Regions from separate parts of the Homo sapiens genome. Here region 2 is linked to region 1. A link is a loop called in an ENCODE intact Hi-C map of the cell type or tissue named here. Cell type or tissue: sigmoid colon. All regions are shown on one strand. Links, peaks and the distances in the headings refer to the core of each region. The heading gives the core; the rest is flanking DNA. Region 1 has its middle 100 kb from the start of LINC00636. Region 2 overlaps CD47 (CD47 molecule).

Region 1 (4,405 bases), core at 318-4,317:
TCTCTCTGCCACCCAGCCCCAATTCAATCACAATGCTAGTGTGACCTCCAATTGCTGATATTCCAAATTCTGAATATTATATTTAGAGATCTCTAGTGGAGATCACAGATTTCAAAAGAGTGAAACAAAATGTGGAGACCATAAGGAACATTGTAAAGCTTAATACTGTTACCAAAGTTCAGCTTCGTATTAGGTGAAAATATCATATAGGGCTCGGTTCTTCTCTGTCTGTGAGGCAAACAGGGCTGCCCCAAGATGCAGGGGAAAGCAGAGCTTTCTTGCAGCTTCTCCTTCTCTGAGTTGAGCCTGGAAGAGGAAATTTTAAGTGTAACTAAGGGGGAATGGGCCAGCCCTGCTTACACATGGCAGTGGTAAACAGAGTAAGCTCTGCACTTTACATAAATGCTCAAATCCTGCACTTTTATATAAAATGTATTGACTGACCAGCATATATTGGACACTTAACTATTTAGAATTTTTTAAAAAAGAAAAACCAAAAAAAGATGCTTCTGGCAGGGCTGCCTTTATGCAAAGTATTAAAAGTGACTCATCTGGATTATGGCTTTTTCTAACCCCACCCTTCCGTGTTTGCCTTTCCTTTTGCTGAGCAAAACTTTATGCCAGGCAGGGCTCACTGCTAGTGAGGGGAATTTGGGCACGGTTCCAGGCCCCACTTGTTCCCTTGTCTTGAGCATCCTTGCAGTGATCCTTACAGTGATTTGGACTTGCCAGAGTTGCATCGGGATTGGCAGGAGAGTGCCCAGGGCTGCAGCGATGCATGTGGAGCACTGTGAGTGGAACTGGAGTTGGTCTGGCAGGCCTGGTTCAAAGTGCAGAGGTGAGAGGCAGCATCAAAATCATGTAGGAATCCCCTAAGCATTGACATACGTTGTCCCACCCAGCATCTCTGCAGGTAGAGCCCAGGCAAGCATAGAGCTGCAGGGGATGTGTTAATATTGTCAGTCCTGGAGTGTGAGGACATGGCTAGGAAGGTTTAGGGATTGGGCATTGCAGATCCTGCAGCCTCAGCTGCTAGAAGAGGCCCCAGAAGGTGGTCACCATTGTCTGGAGTCTTCTTCTGCCTTTAAGGTCAGAGCAGCTGGGGGAACTTTCCCAATCCTAGTCTCACCAGGCTTCTTCACCACCTAGGTTGAGCAGATAAGAATCCAGGCTCCTGGTGACCTTCATTCATTCAACATATAATTACCAAGGGCTTTGCATGTGCCAGGCACTGTGTTAGGCACTGGGGAGACAGTGCTGAGCAAGAAAGATGTCATGTCTGCTTCATGAAGCTTAACCCTAGCAGAGGGACCCTAAAAAGATATATAAGTAGTCATTACTTTTACCTGAATAACTAGACGAAGTGCAACACCATCATCCTCCAAGGTCTTGGCCAGGCACAAATCTCTTGACACCTTTTCTAAAGGAATTCAGACTTAGTTTGTAGATGGAAATGTATGTGTAGAGTCAAAGGGAGTTGAAAGACCATCTGGTACCCCTGCCTCTAGCTCACAGATGAGTACATTGACATACAGAGCCATGAGGAAACTTGCCATGGTCACATGGCTTATTGGGCCCACAAATAGATTTGAGAATGTATTCCCAACCACATACAAGATGCAAATGTGTATCCTAACATACTCTAATTATAAAACATGCATAATTATATTAGTGAATAGCAGGAAGTATAGGGGTAGAAAGTCCCAAATCACAGTAACCGTATTTTTGATTTTGGAATGCATTTCTGCATAACATATGAACCTGAATACGCCTGAAGTCCTGGGAATTCCCTTCAAACAAAGTGATGAAACTGCACAATAATGACCTGACTCAAGAGTTGCCGGGAAGCTGTCCAATATTTCCACGCTGGCTCTTGCTCAATTCTTCTGTGAAGTCTGTGCCTTCCGGTGAAAGTAGATTTCTAGGTCTTAGAGAATGATAGAAGGCCTCTCCTCTGCCCCACCTCTTTCATGCCTTTCATGTAGGCAAAGTAGACAGGGAGGGTGTTTTCTCCCAATCAAGCTATAATCAAACTGACTTAGAAGAAGCTATTAATGGTGAGTATCTGGATTGTTGCCAAAACAAGTATCTATTGTACTTTGTGAGGACTTCACCTCCTGTCCAGGAGGCCTGATTTTATCGGGCAGTCTGGGAAATCCCTTGGAGAGCTGGTCTGCTGCTTACAATAGAAAATTTCATAACGCTTCCCCTTGATGGTTTCCAGAGACCACACATTACTCTGGGTAGTTCTATAAACATACGTTTTTAAAGATGATTTAAGCTGAGCATTGGCAGGCCTGTTTGAAGGTTATTTTAATGGTAGTAGTAGAATTGGAAGATGTATTAATAACAATCCCAGTGAAGCTGATGCTGATGGGAATGATTTAAACATTTAAATTGTTTAGGTTGTAAGAAAATGTGTATTTTAAAAAATGTGTGAATTTGGTTGATTTCACTCTGTAGTCACCCTCTGGCTCAGTCTAATAGGGCAACCTGACCTCACAGCTTCACTCCATCGAAAGTGATTCTGACCCTGATGAAAATGAGGTTCTTGGAACAGGATGATCTGACGGGACAAGTTAGGCTTCTATTCCCTGTGTTATCTGGAATCCCATTGGTTGCTCAGATACTTCACTGGCATTAAGGGAATTCACTTAAGCAAGCCAGCCTCTTACTGTTTTTTCTTCCCAATCTCTTAGGGACCAGTTGGTGATCAAGAGGGTGTGGCCATAAACTTTTGCATGAGAGCAGCTTCTCCATTGGGTACTATTTACTCCCTTGCTTGCGTCCACGTTGCTTAATGGCAAATAGCTACACTGAAAAGAATCTTGCAGCAAAGGCAGGGGCGCACAAACTCCAATTAGAAATATGAAAGATTTTTAAATGGGTAAAAAGGATCACTGAGTGTCTTGTCTAGGGGTCATGTCTAACTTTCATTGTCTCTGAGCTATTTTACAACTCTGTAAGTTATGGAAAACTGATCATGCAAAATATTCTTATCCATAGAAAGGAAAGCAGTGAATTGTGTCTGCTGAAATGCAATTGATTATTGCTCTGAGGATATTCATCAGTTTTTCACCTATTCATTTCAGCATTCCTGCATATATATGTGCTTCTTCTTGGAACCAGCTGTAACATCTTACTGCTTCCTCATTAGCTAGAGTCAAATAAATAAAACCTTATTTATAAATATAAATATAAAATGAATAAATGAATAACATTTATTCATTTTATATTTGTCTGAGTGTCACAATTTAAACTACCCAAAAATATTAGTGTTTAAAGTATGTGTAAGCTGTGTCTCATGCAATACAGCTGCGGAAATATTTTTTAATATGGATTGTGATGATTATGAAGTAGGAAGTTGTAGCAAGTTCACCTCTATAAACCACCTAAAATGATGGTAGAGAACACTCAGTAAAATAACTGAAATATTTAATAAAAAGGGTCTGTCAAGCCTTGGACTCCAACATACAGAGAAAGTGGGTGAAGTATTTGTGTCAGGGGATCAAGAGGGTGGACCCCTCACTCTGGTGGGAGCTTCTGGTCATCACTTCCATGTCGTAACCACACCCAGTTGAGTGAAAACGAGACAGCCCGACATGAGGCAGCCGTAGGACCCACTTCCTGTTATTATGTGATGATTAACTGGTGCCTGCCTAAGATCCCAAAGCTACAAAAGGCCTGTCATGCTACCCAGAGGAGGCTCCTTTGTTGGTCAAAAATAAATAAGCCAAGACCCAGTGTAGAGAGAGGTAGAGGTAGCATGATGACCTGACAGGGTATAGTTTCCTTTCTTCCCTGTCATCTCATCTCTACATTTACCAGTACTATAAAAATGAGGAGGAGAAGAAGTGCAACATGCACACAACCTAGAGATGCTATAAGCTATTGCATTTATTTTTGGTTTGTTCTTACCTGACTTTCAGAAAAATCTATTCACTATGGGGAAAATTGAAGAATTGTCACTTTCAAGTTTAATGTTAATCCAAAGCAGACATTATTCTTTACACAAAAGAAAAAGGATTACCAAACTGTAGGATCCTATTTTCATTTAAATATATATATATATACACACACATATATATACACATATATACACATATATATACATATATACACATATATATACATATATACACATATATATATATACATATATACACACATATATATGTAATGTCTGGCAGAATATATGCAAAAAATTATCTTGGTAAATTGCAGGCAATTTTTTATTGATTTTATTTTTTGCTAACTGATTTTTTAAAATTTCTTGTAATAGATCTGAATTATAAAATGAGGAAAAAATTAAAAACAGATAAACTTAATTTAATCCTCAAGTCTATTAGGTAGGGTCTTTAAGTTAACAAGAAAGAGACCTACATGGGTTACCTTCATGGATGGG
Region 2 (4,405 bases), core at 189-4,188, 91 kb before region 1:
GATGGATAAGAGTGATGCTGTCTCACACACAGGAAACTACACTTGTGAAGTAACAGAATTAACCAGAGAAGGTGAAACGATCATCGAGCTAAAATATCGTGTTGGTAAGACTTCTATGAAAGCTTCTTTTTTTATTTGTCCTGGTGCAACCTGATCCTCTTTCGAGAGGAGGCCAAATGGGGATAGGTACTCCTTTGAATCAAAAAGCAGGCTGTTATTAATAAATGTTGATGTAATGTTTAGCAAGTTTAAGATTGTGATTTCTATCCTATTTGTTAATCTACTCTTCATGGTAAAACACATTTACTATTTAATTTGTATTACTTGTTAATTTGTATATTGTGTGGTTCTCAAACTTTTGGTCTAAGGACCATTTTATTTGGCTGATTGGTCCTGGGGTAATGTACTCTTCATTTCTGTTTGCTGCCATCCAAGTGCTTTCTTTCCTGTGACTAATTTTCAAGTCTCTTTCCAATTATTCAGCCTTCTGTTTTTTGTGTTTTTTTTTTTTTTTTTTTTTTTTTTTTAACCTTACACTTTGACCAAGGGATGACAAGTCCCAGCCATGCTCCCTCTGGAGAGAATAGAGGAGAGTCAGGAGATTAAATCACGTTATCATGGATGATTTCTTCAGATTTTCTGTGCTTAGCCTTACTTTGGTCTTCTTTTTGTTGGCCAAAATATGAGAGAACTAGAGATTCAAATTCATTTATTCAAATTCAGACTTGATGATAGCACCATGATTCTGCCCTTTTTATCACAAACTTGGGTTGCTGAGGTGTAGAAGGTAGTAAAATTAGCTGAAGTAAATAGTCTCCTCTCCTTGCTGTTTCCTGCTGTGCTAGCTGAGTTCTTCAACCCCATATGAGTATGTTCTTTCTGTTTTGAAATCTCTATTTAGAATTACCTGTCATATTACCGATCATGGCTTAACCACATTTTGAGAACCTTAACTCTAGATAGGTTCAGTTCTGTTCAGTTGGATCAACTATTTGCCTAGCTTTTATAAAATAATCTACTACCAGATTAGGAATGGGGTGTTTGGTTTGATGAAATGTTTGCACATTACTTAGGATTGAGAATCAGGAGGTCTGAGTTACAGCCCCTGTTCAGCAACTTACTATTCACCTGTGTGATCTTGAGAAGGTGCTTAACCGAGTCCAAGTTACCTCATGTCCGAAATGGAGATGACAATAGATACTTGCTTTTATGTATTCTACAGTCTAATGAGCATAAACCAAAGTGTGTTGTAAATGTTAGTTGTTTTCCTGGGATGTTTATTTTATGAAGTAAGGTATCAAGTTGTTGAAGTTAGCCTAGAGCATTGTGAGAGGGATTTGTGTGCAGTGAGGAATGGGCAAGGGATGGCTCCGAGTAGGCAAGGAGAATTTGAAAGGTCTTTCTGCTCAGAAATCTCTCTTACATTGTAGCTTTTACTATTGATATTAATTTGGGCAAAGGAGCTTTTTTTGTTGTTGTTAAGTATACCTTTAATGAAGGGTGTAATCAGTCAGTCATATCCACTGCAACTAACTGGTATTAGATCATCTAATACCTAGTTGAAATTTTTCTGAGGTAATGTACAATTTTGTGGAAATGAAAGAATAAGATATGGGGGAACAGTAACTTTTGGGGGGTAATGCAGGTCACTGAGAGGTAAACTGGAAAACTCAAAATATGAGATTTGAAAGGCCAGAAGATGAAATGAAGATGGAAGAGAAAGGAATGCCAGGATCTGAGATAAAAACAGTTTATTATTTTGCGTGTGATTGAAAGACTGTTTTATCTTTGTTTGCAAAATACCCTATAAAAATAAAAACTAGACTTATTTTGGGAGCCATTAAAAGGAGAAAGTATTGTTTTATTATAGAGAATGTAGAAAATTCTACCAGAGGTTTGAGACATTTGGCTTTGCATCCATTTTAATTTTTTGAAATAATTATTGATTTACAGGACGATTCAAAGATAGAGAGCTTCCATGTGCCCTTCACCCAGTCCCCCCAATGGTTTCCTCTTATGTGACACAATATGAAAATCAGGAAGTTCACAATGGTGCAGTGTGTGTTAATGGTTCGCTCTCATTTTATCACGTGTTTATTTGCGTAACTACCTACACAATCAGGACATAGACCTATCCATCATAACAAACATCTCCCTCATGCTTATTCTTACTAGTCATACCGCCACCTCCCACTGTCCCTAACCTGGCAAGCACCAATTTGTCCTCCATATCTATAATTTTGTCATTTCAACAATGCTATATAAATGGAATGATACAAGATGTGACCTTTTGAGAAGGGCTTTTTCACTAAGCACAATGCCCTTGAGATCTATCCAAGTTTTTGCATCTATCAATAGTTCTTTTTTCCTTACTTTTTTTTTTGCTGAGTAGTAGTCCATAGTATGAATATATCACAGTTTGTTTAACCACTTACCTATAGTAGGACATTTTGGTTGTTTCCAAGTTTGGGCTGTTACAAATGAAACTGCTCTGAACAATTGTGTACAGGTTCTTGTGTAGACACAGTTTTCATTTCTCTGGGATAAATGCTCAGAAGTATGGTTACTGGGCTGTATGGTAAGTATATGCTTAGTTTTTAAAGAAACTGCCAGACTTTTCCAGAGTGGCTATTTCATTTTACATTTCCATCAACAATGTAAGAGTGATCTGGTTTCTCCACATCCTCACCAGTATCTGGTGCCACTATGTTGTAACCATTTTTAACTGAAAAAAACAACAAACAAACAAAAACCAGTTAAAAAGTTATCTGCACAAAAAGGTTAAATGGGGCAGGACTCTTACTATGGAGTATAAGTTCTTTTCTAATAAGAATACTTACTTGTCACGGACTTTGAGGATTTAAGCATTAGAAACCATTTTTACTATGTCGTGATTTTTGCAAATACAGGCATAAATGAGAAACAGAATTTGCTCAATAGAGAAGTGAATTCTACTTAATAGAATGCAGATAATAGTGACCATTCTTTGTGCCTTTTTAAATTTTTTGGAGGACTAGGACTGAATACATGGAAACACTATAAGATATAGTTTTATATACCTCTGTGCCTATGTATGATATAGTCCATTAGAAGGAGCACTGGACTTGAAATTAGAAAGCTGTTTTCTAGACTTCACTGTTTAATAGCTTAAGAAAAGTTGGATAAAAAACTCAACCTATCTGTCCCTCAAATTCTTCTTAGTACAGTAAAGATGGCATCACCATCATGGAAATGTTTGAGATATAAATAATACCTCTCTTACTTAACAAAATTTTACTAAGTGCCTACCATGTGCCAGTCACCGTACTAGGCATCACAGATTCTGTGATGAATAAGACATTATTGCTGATTTCAAGGAAGTGGTTGCAGTACAAATATGAAGAGTGAAGTGACCTAACATTTATTTGCACATGTGCCACATACTTTATGTAAGTCGTGTCCTGTTATCCTCTCAAGAACTCTAGGAGATAGATGGAGTTCTTACCATTTAACAAATAGGGAAGCAAAAGAGATTCAAGGTATTGTTCAAGGTCAGAGTAATAGCCAAGAATTAAACCTAGATCTCTTTGGCATCAAAACCCAGTATTTTTACCACCGTAATATGTGGTTCATGTGAAAACACCTTGTAAATAACTAAATACTGAATGCAAATACTAGTAATCATAAAATTTATCATTAATATTTCTGTTCTATTAGCAATACAAAAACTTGAAAACTTAAAGTTTATTTTTCTCTAAGCTATTAGAGTTTTGTTTAGAAAGGTCAGTTCAAGTTCCGCAGTGTTGCCAATTCCATTATTATCAACAGGACATATGGTCTGTTTATAATGAAGACATGAAGGCATTGCAAGATCTTTGTATTAGTTTTCTAGTGCTGCATAACAACTACAAATATAGCAGCTTAAAACACTACCCATTTTTTAGCTCAAAGTTTTGTAGGTGGCAAGCCTGGTCATGGCATGACTGGGTTCTCTGATCAAAGTCTTAAAAGACTAAAATCAAGGTGTTGCCCAGGGCATACTTTATTTGGAGTTTGGGGTCTTGTTCTAGGCTCACATAATTGTGACAGAATTCAATTCCTTGTGATTGTAAGACTGGGGTCCCTGTTTCTTTGCTAAGTATCTGCCAAGGAATTGTAGCAGCTCCTAGAGATTGCCCTCATTTCTTGCCCCATGGCCCCTTGCATATTTAAAGCCAGCAAAGGAGAATCTTCCTCTTGTTGAATCCCTCTCACATATTGAGTTTATTTTGCCAGGAAGAACCCAGACCCTTTTAAGAGACCACTTGGTTAGGTCAGCTCTCTCTCCCTCAAAAATAATCTCTCTTTCTTAAAGTCAGCTGATTTGGGATCTTAATTACATCAGCAAACTCCCTTTTGCTGGGTGATATAATCATGAAAATGAAAT

What was found. Peaks named below come from ENCODE experiments on the same cell type or tissue, not always from the same donor. Only the 100,000 strongest peaks of a DNase experiment are listed, where the experiment ranks them.
Region 2: it touches region 1 in a loop (2.2-fold over the local background); 6 of 110 quality-filtered maps call a loop at or near these places.

What each region holds. Positions count from the first base shown.
Region 1 is chr3:107,984,900-107,989,304 of GRCh38, reverse strand. No RefSeq gene overlaps it. Among named protein-coding and RNA genes, the nearest start is that of LINC00636, 100 kb to the right of the region's middle. RefSeq lists an enhancer at 3,513-3,572. In sigmoid colon, for the core only: no CTCF peak of the experiment used is centred there; DNase peaks (open chromatin) are centred at 684, 1,864 and 2,133; H3K27ac peaks cover 1,355 bases.
Region 2 is chr3:108,075,690-108,080,094 of GRCh38, reverse strand. CD47 (CD47 molecule) reads left to right here. Exons shown (of 11, transcript NM_001777.4): 2 at 1-104. Among named protein-coding and RNA genes, the nearest start is that of CD47, 13 kb to the left of the region's middle. In sigmoid colon, for the core only: no CTCF peak of the experiment used is centred there; no DNase peak of the experiment used is centred there.